Linked DNA regions of Mus musculus: region 1 is linked to region 2. The links are chromatin loops, found by intact Hi-C in ENCODE. Cell type or tissue: heart. All regions are shown on one strand.

Region 1 (8,000 bases), 190 kb before region 2:
TAAAGGAGGAAGATCAGTGGACCCAAGGGCCACATCACATAGGAAAGACTGCATTGTACTGGGTTACCACTGCACAGGAGGCAGTTCAAATTCACCACCTATTTAGCAAATCTTCACTGAATGCCCTTGAAGTACCAGGCCCGGGACTAAGCATAGGAGCCCAGGAGAAAAAAAGCAGAGAGGGCCCGTGAGCTCACGAAACTCACACGCCAATGAGGGATGAACACGAATATGCTACAGGAAAAGAGGAAGGTCCCACAGTGGGGATACTTGCCTGGCCTTGCTAACAAGGGAAGACTTCTGAAGGAGGTAGCACTGAGCAGGATCTCCTGAAGGGTGAACAGGAGCCATGCAGACCAAGAGAAGGTGAATAATGTTAAGGACTAGAGATATCTAGGCAGGTGGAAGCAGGCACCCACAACTTTCACAAGAACCATAGAACATGGGGACAAGCACTCCACTCTACAATGGAGGAATCTGGGACTCCTGAGTGACTGAGTCAGGCAGAAGAAAGTGAGGCCCATCTAGCTGGGCAGCTTGTTTTGACCCTATCCCACACACTGACATCTCCAATGAGCCCTAGCTCATTTCCAGTCCATTAGCCAACCCTGACTCGGCAGCATCACCCTCTTAAAGGACTGGTTTGAGAGGCTTCCGGTGCTACATGCAAGCTCTGTGGGAAAATGTCATGTTTGTGTAGTGGGTTTTGTCCATTATGGTGTGTGTGTGTGTGTGTGTGTGTGTGTGTGTGTGTGTGTGTACACTTCTGAGATAGATGGAATGCAGTTCCTTGTGCATGATAGACAAGCCATTCTATAACTAAGCTACAGCCCCAGCCCATGATTGATTAGTAATGTCTGCTGTGGGCAGAAACTTGGAAGCCTTCATCACTGGTTCACCATAACCAGGCAAATGCCTTCAGGCATCTGGGAAGATGCAACAGAAGTCCCTGTCCCTTTCCCTACTTTGTGCTCTGCCATGGTTGGTCTCAGTGACAAGGGTGAAATTCTTACCTTTTGACTCCTGTTGTAATGTAGATAGACTATCTGGGAAGTTTGGGCCACGGAAAGCACTAGATTGAGTTTCCTCGTCTGTACATGAGTAGGACCAAAGGGTCCTGGAGGCTCTGAGATCTAGAAAAACAAAGTAATTCTCCAGCCCATGACCCCTGAGCACATAATGGGATTGCAGGAAGAGCTAAATACCATCTCAGGGTCCTGAGATGGAGACTAGGGGAAAGCGAGACCAGAGGAGAATGGCGGGGCTCAGGCCAAGGTTGCCAAGTGTGGTATGTGATGGGCTTGTACTGAAAGGTTTGAACTGTGACTAGCAGTAGCAAAGCCAGGGAAGGAACAATGGGACCAAGAACGGAGACCAAGCCCTCTGACTTGTCACCTACCTAGGTTGGCCCAGAATCCCCTTTGCTTCCCAGCACATGGGACGAGGACCTCAGAGAAGCCTTCTCGGCCATACAGACTTAAGGAGGTCCCTATGCTGCCTTTGTGTCTCCCTGTCAGCCCCTCGGTGTTTCCGCAGTTCTGGTGCCTTCTGCTACATTTCAGTTCTTTCCGTGGTCTGCTTGTCTCACTGGTCTGTGAGCCTCAGGGGATGACCATGAGATCTGTTCCACACCCTGGGGGCTCACCTCCTCACTCAAATCACTGTTGTCCAAGCAGTGCATTGGCTCAAGCCGGCAGGGGTCAGGTCCTCAAATACCTGACAATTCATGCAGATAGAGTAAATGAGGGGAGACATGCCCTGTTAAACTCGGAGCAGTAGCAACCACATGGCACATTCCTCCCTGGGTTCCCGGGCTGGCTGCACTACAGCATCTTGACTGGGTTTATTTGACATATATGCAAATTACGCATTTATAAACACCATGGGGGAAAAACTATTTCCCAAGAAATATGCTCTTTTCCATTCTCTAGAGTAAATGATACTTTTATTTTTTACTGATTTAGTGGTGTGTGTGTGTGTGTGTGTGTGTGTGTGTGTGTGTGTGCACAGTCATAAAGCCTAGGTTTGAACCTTGTGTATGCTAATCAGGTGCTCTACCATTCAGTCATAGCCCCACTTTTCTATCCTTTTTACTTTGTTTACTTTTGTTAGAGTTATAGGCACCAAGAACTATTTCTCTAGTCCACATAAACACAATGGGCCAAGCATGCTGACCAACCCTCTGCACCTTCAAATGGCCAAGTGGTTCTTCACATGAGTCCCTGAACCTCCAGAGGCAACAGCACCACCTAAAGCTTGCCAGAACCCCTCAGGCAATTCTCACTGAAGCTCCGGGTGGGTGCAGCAGTGAGAGATTTAAGACGCTTTCACCTCCAGGGCTCCAGGCAAGTCTCCTGCCTGATCAATTTAGAGAAGAGCAGAGACTATGGCAAACTGAAGAGCATGCATCTTCCCGAAGGGACCCTGTGGCTCAACTCCAGTCTACCTACATTCACTGTAAGCCACTAGCCGGCCTGTAAGCCCAGCCTTGTGAGGACTGAGGTAGGAGTATCTGGAGTTCAAGGCTGGCCTTAGCTACATCTCAAGATCCTTCCTAAAAGGAAGAGAGAGGCACAAAGAAGCAGGAAGACAGAGAAGGAAAGGGACTATCAGTCAGCGCATCTAAATACGGAAAGACCACATCTCTCTCTATATGATATTTTTGCACCTAAGTATTGGCGGCATTTTTGAGTTTGTTTTTAATCCCATAACGACTAAAGAAACTTTTCTTATAGGTTGAAACCAGCCCAAGAACAGCCATGGAACGACTTGAGGAGGTGGAGATAACTCTCCACAGGAATGTTCTATTAAGAGGCTTTAAGCCCAGGCTATTATAGCTACCTTAGTGCCAACGTTCCCACAAAGCCCCTACCTACAGTGTGGACTGCTTCTGAATCCTCAATTACCAGAGATAGTCTACAGGTCCTGGCCTCTCTCTGGGCCAGAAGATAAACAAGATGGAAAATTCTAGACCCTTGATGATCACAGCCCAGATCAAGACGGGAGTAGAGAGTAAAACCACGCCCTGAGCCAAACTTAGGTTGTTGGCTACAGGCACTCTCTCTCCTGCAGCCCACCTATGGAGGAGAGAATCGTGTGTATTTTAAAGGCAGATTCAGATAGGTCAAATGATTTGTTGTAGGTCACAGAGTTGGCAGATAAAAGAGTCAGGCTGTGAATCTACCTGCACCCCAACCTGTGTAGCTCCTAGTCTTCCAAATTGTCTATCAACTACTGGATGGGAGAGTCCCTGGGGTAAGGCCTGGATTCCCCTGCCACCACCTTCTTTGTCCAGGACACGGTGAAGGCTACCAACCAATATCAGAGTGTTGACCCCTGCAAGAAGGAACTAGTGATGACTCTGTGATAGGTAGAGATCTCAGAAGAAGGAAGCTAGCCCACACTTGGCTTCAGTTTTAGAGTCTCTCTCTACATGGAAGCTCTAAGCCCAAGCTAGGGAGTTTTGGGAGCTGGGGTCACCCTGGAGAGAGAGAGAGCAGGGCCCAAGGTTGAAGGTTCTGGACCCAGCCAAGAATCTTGAGTCCTCTTTCCTTGTCTCAGTCTCAGTGTTCACATCCTTCTTCCTCCGGGCCCAGCCATAGTACCATGACCCAGGTAAGCATGGGTGGTTGCCAGAGATTTGGGGGAAAAAGACTTAGTCCTGCCCCTTCCTGCTGGTGACCTCATGTGGTCACAGCTCCCAGAAGAGCTGGACTGGCCAAGGTCCTGCCCTCCCCGGGGTCATGGGGGGAGGGGAGGGCTCCCACAGGTAGAAAGTGAGATTCCATTCTCACAGCCACAGGCCACAGCGGGGCTGACCCACAAGGCCCTATCAGAGCCCTCAGGGACCAATCAGCACCACCAGCCTGCATGGGACCACAACTGGCTGGACACTGAAGTCAGCCTAGCCAGGTCCTAGCAGTCTGCTGGGGCCCTGAGGTCTCACTAAATGGGGAGAGATAGCCCCAAATGACCCACAGGAACACATAAGGAAAAAGGGGAAAGACAAAGTAGAGACATGATAAGCAAATGGATTCGGAGTTAAGAAATGGTCATCCAGTACACACACACACACACACACACACACACACACACACACACACACCAGACCCCCACACAAATGCACTTCTGTTTCCATATGTGCACTTCCTTATGTTCCAGTATTCGTAACACACATCCCTGTATCCCTCTGCACTGTGTGCATGAACCAACCCTCCCTCCATGCCTCCCCCCACTCTCTCGCTCTCACCCGCCCCCACCCCCCGCCCCGCCCTCTGAGCAGGAGTTCTACACTATACTAGCAGCATAAACCCAACCCGGAGTTGACTGATTGCACCGCTTTTGTCAAATGTCAGGGCAGAGCGTTTACAACCTGGCTTTCTCCACCAGACAAGGACACCATGTCCCACTCACACTAAGGCAAAAATGTTTGTGATGACTGTGGCTAAGAACAAGCCTGAGAATCAAGGTCCTGGGCACCCCACCCGGGATTGGGGTGGAAGGGAGACAAATCCGGGTTGTGCGATGCGCTCTGCGCAGCCGCAGCCTGGCTGACTTCTGGGCCCCACCAGGAGGTCGCCTAGCCTAGCGCAGCCAGGAAGTCAGTTCGGAGTGACAGCTCCCCCCTACGCTGTTTGTTTATTCATGACTCATTCGCCTCCACAGACTGGCTCTTCTTTCTTCTAGAAGGAGGGAGGACAGGAGCTGGCGGGCGGGCGGGCGGGAGAGGACGGGAAGGGGAGAGGCCGGCTCCACAATAAACAATGAGGCAGCTGAGGCCCGGCGGGAGCAGCGGCCCAGGCATCCCAGGCCCGCCTGCCCGAGGCTCTCTGTCCCCTATCCCGCCGCCACCTCCGGGCGACCCGGCCGGAGCAGCCGTAATTGGATCTTCGTCTCCTCCTCCCCTTCCCGCCCATCATCGGGGAACCGGTTAAAGACCGGGTACCTCGGCATCACCGGCGGATCCCAACCTGTGATTTGGCTGCCGGGCTTCCCCGGGGCGGCTCGGCGACACCCTGCAGGCCAGGCCCTCCCCCACCGCTGGCCCTGCGTAGGTCCCGGGGTCCCCTCCGCGCGCAGACTCCCTCGCCTGCTCCGGGATAACAGGAGGAAGCGAGGATCCCAGGCTTCAAGGGCCTCATTGTTCTGCCTGGAGGGGCACGTTGAAAACGCCCCAGGATTCGCTTCCTGTGAAAACAGCCTGGGAGGGGGTGAAGGGGGGGATCCACTGTGGAAACGCGTTACCCCAACCCTGAAAGCTACCCAGATTAGACAGGGCGGAGGACATTGTTTTGATTGTTGATGGCTCTTTCTTTTTCTTTCTTTTTCCCCTCGTTTGGGAACCCACCCACCCTCCTTCCCTCCTCGGGGCCAAAGCTAAGTCTTTCGGGCTGTTGAGCAAGTTGGAACTGTGGGGCCGTTTTTTTTCTGCATAAATAAGGCCAGTGAATGGCAGAGCCAGATATAAAGTCTGATTCAACGATTCAAAAGAAAGCAGGGGCGATGAGGTGGGCATGCCAGAGGAAGCATTCCCCCAGCACGGCCCTCTGAGTCATGTCTTGCACCAGGAGGGGAAAAACAGACCACATCAGGCCACAATATGTCACATGCCTCCAGCAGAGGCATGGGCCTGCACGGCACCGTGGGGGACCTAGCTCCTTCCTCCACAGCTGGGTCAGCAGAGAAGAGGCTTGGGCAGACAGAGGTGGGGGCTACTGGTCCCAAGGTCTTCTCCCGACCCTTTCCTAATTGTCCTTGGATAAAGATGATGCTAAGATGGTGCAGAGCACAGCGCCTGCTAGGTGCTGAGCCTCTATAAGACAGGTTCTTTTATATCCCATATATACATAAGGAAGTTGGGCCTAGAGTCAAACAGTCCACGGGGTCGGGGAGGCAGCCCAGCAGGTCACCAACACTTCTAAGCCCTAGACTGAGACCTCAGGACATGAGGACGGCGACAACTACCTGAGGGGCTCCATCCAGGTGAGATCTTTCACCTCCTCTGCCTTTTATTTTTGCCCCAGCCTCATCACCCATCGAGTGCCCTTCTTATCATGCTTGGCATTTTGTTTTCCTGCCCCCCACCCCTTACATGCCATCAAGAATGCAAGCTTCATGAGGGAAGGATGCTGATTCGTTCAGGAATGAACGAATGGATCCTACACACACAAAAACCACGTTTGTGGCATGGAGATTCCTTGAGCCATGGATGGATGGATGGATGGATGGGTGGATGAGTGGATGGATGGATGGATGGATGGATGGATGGATGGATGGATGGATAGGTGGATGAGTGGGTGGGTGGATGGATGGATGAGTGGGTGGGTGGGTAGATGGATGGATGGATGGATGGATGAGTGGGTGGGTGGGTGAGTGGATGGATGGACAGACGGAAGGATGGATGGATGGATGGATGGATGGATGGATGGATGGATGGATGGATGGATGGGGGATGGATAGATGAATGGGTGGATGGGTGGATGAATGAGCAGGTTTCCCCTGTTGACCATTCCTCCTACCTTTGTGCATGTGGGTAACTGCTCCTGGGACCTGGCCACGCTTGCCACTCCTGTGCCTTCCTCTGGTCACCTCCTCATTGTTCTTCGTCCCTCTAGACCTGACCGATCCTCCCTTCCTTATCTCCCACTGACCCTTCTAGATCCCTGCTTCCTCTGAGGACACACCCTCTGTCCTGTGGGCCTCCCAATTAATCCCATGCCTCTTTAACATCCTGGATGGGTTTCTGGACCATGATACTATTAGTTCCACAGGATGGGGGTTCCCCTCAAGCCCAGTGTCACCTGTCACATTTCTATAAGGCACTCCACTTTCCCAGTACCACTCCTTTCCCTGACCATAGCCCCAACTCACTGTCCTTTGCTCAAAACCTGATGTCACCTGCTGGGTTTTAGCATCCACATGGCCCACCTGATAAATGGAGTCTCTAGACCATTAGCTCCCATCTCCAGAGACTTTCTTCCCTAATGTCCACCTTTTGTCTATGGCCCACCTTGGACCAGGCTACCCCTTCACACCTGCGTCTCCCATTTCAACTTCAACCATTTGCTCTTTGGTCTCATCTTCCAACTGTCCCAGTAGTATGGTTATCTGAGGAACACTCTCCTGCACCCCAGAATCCTCACTACACCATTTTCTCTTCACTCATCACTCATTTTTGCAAACCACACAACCACATCCCTCCCAGCCATAGGCCCAGACTAGCCTGAACAGTGATTCAGGGCTGTGTCAACATGGGGGCTGCAGGCTGGCACAGTGTCCAATGACTGCCTCTTTCCTATCTCCCTATGAGTTCTCTGCCTCCTATTACCTCGGGACTGTCCATCCTGGAGACACTCAACTCCATCAAAATCGTGAAGTCCTTCTTCTGTGCCCTATTGCCTCTCGACACACACTGTTGTTCTTCAGAAATACTGGCTAAAGGAAACCCCTTTGACCACAGCCATCCTGACATCTGTCTCATCCTGAATCACAGAGCGTCTTCCCTCTCTCCCCACGCTTAACCACTGAGCTTTCCCACCCAATGCCCTCCATGGCTCTATCTACCATGTATCTATGCGGGCATGCAGTTACTTTTTCTTATTCTCTGTCCTTCTGGGGCTGCCAGGATGGATGCATTATTCTTTGTGCCTGGGCCCCTACCCCTGCCTCCCCAGTCATCCCTAATCTCTTGTAGAGCTTTCCTCTTCTCTCCTCCAAAGGTGAAGGTTACAGAAGGCTGATCTTCCTCTGCAAGACCATTTTGTCTCCTTCAGGGGTTATGGTATCCACCCCTGTCTTGTCCCACACCTCTGTTAGACGCTGAGCTCAGCTGGATCATACCTTCTGACTTCCACGTGCTGGCACTGCTACTTTCTCCTGGTATTCTTCCTGGTACACAACCCGTGACTTAGCACAGATGAGATCAGCCATGATCTGAAGCTTGCTCCAACCTCCTCCCATATCTCCTGCTGGGCTCAGCCAGGAGAAACTGGCCTGGACTC
Region 2 (8,000 bases):
TAGCAAAGAGTGGGTTGAGCCAATGGTTCGGTAGACAATCATCTGTCAATGTCTAGACTAAGCAAGAAGAGTGCTGTGATTGATTAGCCATGTCTGTCCAGGCTGCAGGATTAGTGATGATTCTACTCTGAGTCTTGCTCTCTTAGCCCTGCCATCCCTGGACTGGGTGGCCTCTTACAGACCTGAAAGTGGAGGGGAACTAGAGGTGGGAGACAGTCAAAACACCTCTGTACCCGGAGCTGTAGCTGTAGGAACATCTGCTCCAGTTCACTGCTTTCTAGAAGACTCCAGCTTCCCTGTCCCCCAGAGCTCTTGAGTGATTGCAGGCCTCCCTAACCCCTCCCAACTTCCTGGCATCTGAGACTTGGGAATAGCCATAGGAGCCTGAGGCAAAGCCAGGTCAGGGCCTCTGTGTGTGTCTGTGTGTGTGTGTGTGTGTGTGTGTGTGGCCTGCACAGTGTCAGTCATGTTAACAGTGATAGTCACTTTCTTGCTCTGGGCAGTGGGGATGGGAAGGAGGTGCCCAGCTGATGAAGATCTGCCATGTTCCTGTGCAGAAAGAAATGTGCAGCAGAGGCCCTTGTGGTCAGAGCAGGGGCAGAATCCCGGCACCACTTCTCAGCACTGGGGCCTTAAGCAGGTCACTGCGTCTTGAGAGGCCCTCAGAGCCTCAGTTTCCTCTCAGTGGCCAGCCCGTGATAACTGAAACTTAAGTCATAACAGAGCTGACATCAAGTGAGGTGACACAGAGAACTTAATGTCTGCTCCCTGCAGGCTCAGTGGGGGGACTGGTTCTGTCAGAGAAGGAGAGCCCCAAGTGCCTTGTCTAAGGCTGGACCAGCCTTTCTTTGCATATTGTGTGTAGGGGTATGGGGTGTGCAGAGTCAAAAACCTAGAATGTGCCCAGAGGGGACAGAGCGCTTGACTTGAGGGCACTGCATGGCTTTGAAGGCATCCTGTGCCCAAAGGACAAAGAACCCAGATATAGCTGCAGTCCTCAACCTAGTGTGGGTGGGGACAGTGGTGACCTTTCTCAGAGCCAGTGTGTGTCATTCCTCTAGAGTAGCATTCAGTCCGGGGCAGAATGTCAGACACAGCCAAGTGGGGCTGCCTTCCAGGAACCTGAAAGGCGGAGGCTATACTTATTTTTCTTTAACCAACATCAGCAGTGGATGCTTCCGTGGACAGGGTGGGTGCTTGGGAGATTGGGTCACTGAGAAAAGAAGCCCCATCCTTCCAGAGACCTCCAGAATGGAGCCACAGCACCTTGAACCGCTGGCCTTACGGAGCCTGGTCATGGAGTGCTCGCTGCTTCGCTAGAGGAAGCAGGTGTGGGTCTTTCAGAAACCTGTCTCCTAAGTATCTCTGCTTGCTCAGTCCCTTAGCCCAGCAGGGAAGGGAGGAGATTTCTTGTCCTCCCATAAAAAGTCACAGGCTCGGGAGGTGAAAGAGCTTTCCCGAAGCCCACAGTCAGGAAGGCCTGGCTCCCAGCCCACCACCCACTGGAACCCGACCCTATGCGGATCTCCTGCCTGCTCAGGGCCTGTCCTCACTGCTTGCTCTCGAGAAGGACAGCTGGTCCCCAGCAGCTGCCTGAAGCTTCCTCACTTCTCTGGCTCCTGTCTGCCTGTCTTCCAGCCTCCCCTGGAGTAGACCACCGAAGAAACAGTTGCCCCCTCCCTCGCCTGCCTTTGCTTCCCAGGTGGTTCTCTGAGCTTCCATGACCTCTCCTTTAAGATGAGGAGGGTGGAGGTCGACATCAGAGCTTCCCTTACCTCATTCCCCACCACTACATCCTACCCAACTCTCAACTAAGACTACATTTAAAATGACCTTTGAGCTCACTTAGGTCAGCCATTAGATAAGTAGTTTAACTCCATCATAAATAAGACCTGTGAGCTCACCCTTGGTCATTTTCCTAGACCAAGACTTCACTGTGAAAATGGAAAAGGTTTGCACAGAGGCTACCTGAAGTCATTCTTTTCACCCGTGGGACACGTATCACTCCTTAAGGACACTGTCCTAAGTGGCCGGTACCAGCCAGGCCCAAGATCCCCCAGTTACAACTAAGGTTTCAGTCTCAGTACCTTAGCCATAGCATTCACCCTCGTCGGTCCACTGCATGAGCACATTTGGGGTATGGGCTTCAAGATGCATAACTGTCAGCCATCCTGGCTGAAGGGGAGACAGGTGTGTGACAGTGACACTGAGGGGACTGGAGTAGAGTGAGTGAGTAGTGTCACTTGCCAACTACACTTTGCTGGACCTTTAGCGGTGAAAGGGCAGGCAGTCTGACCCAAGGGCAGGCCAAGTCACAGCTGTAGCAATATGTTCAGACCTCAGACTAGGAGGCAGCGAGCCACCCAAGTGAGGGGCTTGGGATGTGGGCTAAGAGCAGTGGGAGGAGGGGGACAGGCTAGGAGAGGACCAAGCTCCATGACCTCTGTCCCCCTAAAATTCTAAAGCTGCTTGTCTTAGGGTTTTACTGCTGTGAACAGGCACCATGACCAAGTCAACTCTTATAAATGACAACATTTAATTGGGCCTGGCATCAGGATCAGAGGGTCAGTCCATTATCTTCAAGATGGAAGCATGGAAGCCTCCAGGCAGGCATGGTACAGGAGGAGCTCAGAGTTCTACATCTTCATCTGAAGGCCACTAGGAAAAGACTGGCTTCCAGGCAGCTAGGATGAGGGCCTTAATGCCCATACCCACAATGACTCACTTCTTCCAACAAGTCCACACCTCCAAGTAGTGCCACTCCCTGGGCCAAGCATATTCAAACCACCACACTGCTGGAGGAATAGATTGGGGTGGTACCCTAAAGTCTGGCTTCTATGTTTCCTCTCTCTCTTTCCCTCCTTCCCCCTCCCCACCCCTCATTCCCTCCCTTCTTCCTTCCCTTCCTCCCTCCCTCTTTCTTTTTTCTTCCTTTCCTTTCCTTTCCTTTCCTTTCCTCTTTCTTTCTTTCTTTCTTTCTTTCTTTCTTTCTTTCTTTGTTTTTTTTCTTTCTTGCCAGAGCAAGGTTGTCCCCCTGGTCCTGTTTCAAAACACAGCCTCCAGTCAAGCTATGGGCAGAGTCTCCCAGCCCTGCTGCCAGTCCCCCTCCCCCCTCCCCCAACTCGCGCTGCAGATGTGCATGGTGATTGAATCATTTCTGCACACCGTTGCTCACACAGCTCCCCAGAGATGTGCTACTTGCCTGTGCAAGCTGTCAGGAGATGTGTGTGCTCCAGTGCATCTGGGCCAACAGCCCATGTGTGCACATACCAGCTATGGAGAGTGCAGAGGGGTACGTAGATGTGTGTGCCGTGTGAAAACACCTTTACCTGGAGACGCTCGGGTTTACTCGCTAGGCCTGAGAAGTGGGAAAAGAAAACACAGTATTTGTAAGATGGTTGTGAGGTGCTCTTCCCACACTGGGGTGCTCCGAGTGCCCACTGTACAGTAAAAATTCTCTACCCCTGTGTCCAGGGAAAGACCCTATATGTAAGACAGCCAGATGAGTTCTCGCCTGTTTGAGGCTTCTGTCCACTGTTTTCCACTGGTGTAGCTGAAGAGGTTGGCTTCTTAGTCCCCCTTCAGCTCTCTGCAGTTCATTCTCCAGGAGGCTTTAAGTGCACGGGGCCAGCTTGACCTGAGCGTTGCCAGGAGATGATACTGTCAACAGAAACTTCTCCCAGCACGACCACCCCTGGAAATCGGGAAGACTCAGCCTGACTACCATGTCACCAGCTAAAAACTTCCATACATGTAATGGTCTCTGGTCAGGCATAGCTTCAAGAGAGGCAGTGCCTGGGGCGTTGGGCCATCTGGCAGGGGGTTGGTGGAGTGGTGGAAGAGGCTTTCCGGGAGTTTTCCAGGCTACGGGCTCCACCGCTTGGGCAGAACCTTTGGATTTTAAAGTTGAATGTGCTGCTCCTACTGAGGTGGAGTTTCCAGGCAGCTGGAGCCCTTGGATTCTGGCGTTTGGCAGGCTGCCAGAGGATGGCTAGCCCAGGCCTTCATTTTACAGATATACAAACTGAGGCCCAGCTTCTTGCCCTGTTCACACAGTGGGAGGGTAGCAGAGCAGGTACCCACCCACTGTAGACCCCCCCAGGCTAACTAGAAAGACACAAGGACAGGGATGGCAGGACCACAGAAAAGTTTCCTGATTGAGTCCACACTTAATCAGAGGGCAGCAGACTGGAAAAGGCTACCAGGTTGGTACCAGGTTCTTGGTTGGTAGAGAGCCAGGTCCTGCCTGGGTGCTAGAGCTGCTTCCACTGATGGTTTTGTCTAAAGGCACCTGGAGGCAAACACAGCTGAGTGGTGCTTCTGTGGCAGTGGGGCGACCTCTGCTGGCCGCCAACGGCTTGCCGCTTCCTGACAACAGGGTGCTGTGATGGGGTTCTGGGTGGCCTTGCAAACCACTGGCTTTGGACCAATGGGATGGAACAAGGGCTTCATTTGGGACCCAGCCATGGCTTGAGATAGGAGTACGCAGGAGACTGTGGCCACCGGTCTTGGGGGGACATGGAAAGAGCAGCATGCTAATGGCTAGAAAGGCAGAGGTTTCTAGCTTAGCCCCGCTGGCAGCCTTGCACTTCATCTCTCAAAGGCTTTGCCTCGGAACTGGGCAGCCAGTGAAAACAGTGTGTACAGAAGCCAGGCTGTCCCTTCCATGCCCCACCCCCTTTTCCTGCCTGGTGCTAACCTCTCCTCAGGCCCTAGACCCTTAGCTTTCAAGTCCTTGCACCTTGCAGTGTGGAATTCAGGCCTGCCATCTCTGTTCATTCCTGTGTTATTGGCCCCCATTCTCTACTATTGATACAAGCAGTTTCAAAGTGACACCTCAACTAAGTATAATGTTTCAAGAAGCTCAAACAAGAGCTTCATGGATTCAAGGCCAGCCTGGGCTACATACAAAGACCCCATCTGGAAAAAATAAATGTAAAGGAGTGTGCTGTGTGGGCCTCTTTCTTCAGCTTTTATTTTATAAATGAAAATATATAATAGCTAGATAACTGTAATACCAGCACTGAGGCAGGAGGATTCCCCATGAATTTGAAACCAGTCTGAACTACAATGAGATTGTATTTGGGGAGGAGGGCAGGGACTCCCTCTGTTGTTCCTGTTGTCTGTAATGTCTCCTGACAGTTACCTCTCTGATGTCCTATGAGTCTCACAAGTGTTGGAAGCCCAGCCAGGTCACACCTTGATTCCATAAGATGGAGCCCAGACCTGGACAGATATAGACCATGTCATCTAGGACAAAATCATTATGGGTTTTGGGTTCCCCAAAACAAAATCAAATGGACTGTCAAGTTGGGAACAACTTTGCCCACAGGTATCCTGAAGACCTTTGAATCCAGAGACCCTGTGGAGGTTAGCCTGATCTAGAGTGGTACTGTCTGTCTCTTTGCTATTTGCCTCCTGAAGTGAGGCCTGGGGTCTTGACAGCGTTCATAAGGGAAAAGCAGCCTTGGGGCTGAAAGGTTGCTGACCAGGGATGTGCAAGCTCCTCATACTTGCTAGAAGCTTCCGTGGGTGGGCAGAGCATCCTTAGGCTACCGAAGATATCGATATGTGCAAGCATGTGTCAAGACCTCTCTGAGTTCCTGGTCCTAAATGGCATGGCCTTCCTGGAAGATCCTCCTTGGAGGCAGAACTTGGTGGAGCCACCAGTGACTCTTGTCTCCTATCCATGGAGAAACTGAAGCTTTGAAGCCAGGGACGACTGCACAAGGCCCTCCTGTATTTTAGAGTGCAGGACACCTTCGAGCTTTTAAAATGATGGAGAAGGTAGAGGTGTTCAGAGGACTTGAGAGTCTGGAGTCAGCATCTGGCCCTCAGGATGCTGTGGTTTGTCTAGAGTGCCCCCTGCTGGCTGGTATGCCCATGGAGGTCTTTTCCTGGTTGGTTACAGGCTCTGAGCTGGGTGCTGGTATTTCAGGCCTGGGGTTTCTTTGTGCTTCCTTTCTGGGTCCCCAGCCAGTCACTCGGATGACCTGGATTTGACTTTCTGGGCTTCTTTGGCTCACTACCCTTGTCCTAGCCAGCTTTAGAAGTCAGCCACACACACACACACACACACACACACACACACCGTATATGTATGTGTGTTTGGCTGAATATATATATATATATCTCACATGCACACCAGATACCTGAGGAGCCAGAAAAGCGCGTCAGATCTCATAAAACTGGAGTTACAGATAGTTGTGAGCCATCACATGTTGCTAAGAACCAAACTCAGGTCCTCTGCAAGAATAGCAAATGTTCCTAACCATTGAGCCACTTCTCCAGCCCTAGAAAACATACACTTTACAGGAATCCTGGCTGCCATTATTTGCCCATGTTTAGAGTGAGATGATCATTCACAGGCCAAGAACCAAGATAACCTGTCCGATGGTGTTCCATGGGTCCACTTCTACCCCTTATCTCTGCCTTCCCTGTGGTTTATCTCTGTGTCACTGGAGTGCTAGCTGAGGCTCTCTGCAAGTATGCAGAGAGGAGGAGACAGCCTCTGCATGAGGCACCCCGGAAGGTGCCAGGGTGTGCTGCACCCCTCATAGCCTCCAGCAGGGACCCCCTAGGCACTCCCCAGAACCTGTCTCATAGGTTGGAACAGGGAACCCAGGATTCTGCTCTGGCTCTTACAGGATCAACTGTAAACAGAGTCACAGTTTCCTCACCTACAATGTGGGAATATTGCAGTCTCTGTCAGACTCTGATTGTCCTGCTTCAACCATCCAAATGCTGCGATTATGAACACACGCCAAGAGTCAGTTCACGAGCATACTGCTGGCCCCAGCACTGGGGATCTTGGGATTCCCGGGCAAGCAGAAGCACAAGATGGAGCAGATGGAAACACAATGTGGGGATGGGTGTAGGGATGTGGGGATGGCTGGACCAATGGTCTTAGTCAGGTTACTATTGCTGTGATAAAACATCATGACCAAAAGCAACTTGGGGAGGGAAGAGTTTATTTAGCTTCCATACACTGAGTCACAGCCCATTGAGGGAAGCCAAGGTAGAAAATCAAACAGGGGTGGGAGAGGGCTGACACAGACACAGTGAAGGGGGCTGCTTACTTACTGGGTTGCTCTTATGGCTTGCTCAACTTGCTTTCTTATAGAACCCAGGACCACCTGCCCAGGGGTGACACTACCCACAATCACCAACTAAGAAAATAATAGCCACAGGATCTTCTATCTATAATCCAATCTTTTTCTTTTCAATGTATTTTTCTTCTGTGTGCATTGATGTTTTGCCTCCGTGTATGTCTGTGTGGGGGTGTCAGATCTTGAAGTTAGACAGTTATGAGCTGCTGTGTGGGTGCTGGAAATTGAACCTGGGTCCTCTGGAAGAGCAGTCAGTGCTTTTAATGAGCCATCTCTCCAGCCCCCTACAGCCAGATCTTATGGAATTGTGATGGTTTGTATATTCTTGGACCAGGGAGTGGCACTATTTAGAGGTATGGCCTTGTTGGAATAGGTGTGACCTGGTTGGAGTAGGTGTGTCACTGTGGGTGTGGGCATAAGATCCTCACCCTAGTGGCCTGGAAGTCAGTCTTGCAACTAGCAGCCTTTGGATGAAGACTTGGAACTCTCAGCTCCTCTTGCACCATACCTGCCTAGATGCTGCCATGCTCCCACCTTGATGGTAATGGACTGAACCTCTGAACCTGTAAGCCAGCCCCAATTAAATGTTGTTTTTTATAAGACTTGCCTTGGTCATGGTGTCTGTTCACAGCACTAAAACCCTAACTAAGACAGAAGTTGGTACCAGGGACTGGGGTATTGCTGTGATAGGCCTGACCATGCTTTTATTTGAAAGAATGTGGATTTGGGGACTTGGGATTTGGAAAGCAGTGGAATGCTTTAAATGGGGCTTAATGGGTCATCCTAGTAGGAATATGGAAGACTTTGTTGCTGGGAGTAATTTGAACTGTGTTGACCTGGCCCAAGAGATTTCAAAGGAGAAGAATTTCAGAATGTGTCATAAAGACTGTT

Evidence for each region. Hi-C counts contacts between places; a loop is a spot of excess contacts. Peaks named below come from ENCODE experiments on the same cell type or tissue, not always from the same donor. Only the 100,000 strongest peaks of a DNase experiment are listed, where the experiment ranks them.
Region 1: a loop joins it to region 2, with 4 times the contacts of the local background. A loop is called at or near these places in 15 of 42 quality-filtered maps.

What each region holds. Positions count from the first base shown.
Region 1 is chr14:25,373,489-25,381,488 of GRCm38, forward strand. All of the region lies in intron 1 of Zmiz1os1 (a long non-coding RNA gene), which reads right to left. Gm41113 (a long non-coding RNA gene) reads left to right here and starts at 5,789. Exons shown (of 2, transcript XR_874439.2): 1 at 5,789-5,982. In heart, a CTCF peak has its summit at 4,557; DNase peaks (open chromatin) are centred at 3,803, 4,543, 5,053 and 5,623; H3K4me3 peaks cover 2,238 bases; H3K27ac peaks cover 4,710 bases.
Region 2 is chr14:25,561,581-25,569,580 of GRCm38, forward strand. The region is part of intron 3 of Zmiz1 (zinc finger, MIZ-type containing 1); the gene reads left to right. Among named protein-coding and RNA genes, the nearest start is that of 4931406H21Rik, 21 kb to the right of the region's middle. In heart, CTCF peaks have their summits at 4,357 (motif pointing left), 4,609 and 5,864 (motif pointing left); DNase peaks (open chromatin) are centred at 4,331 and 5,871; H3K27ac peaks cover 3,373 bases.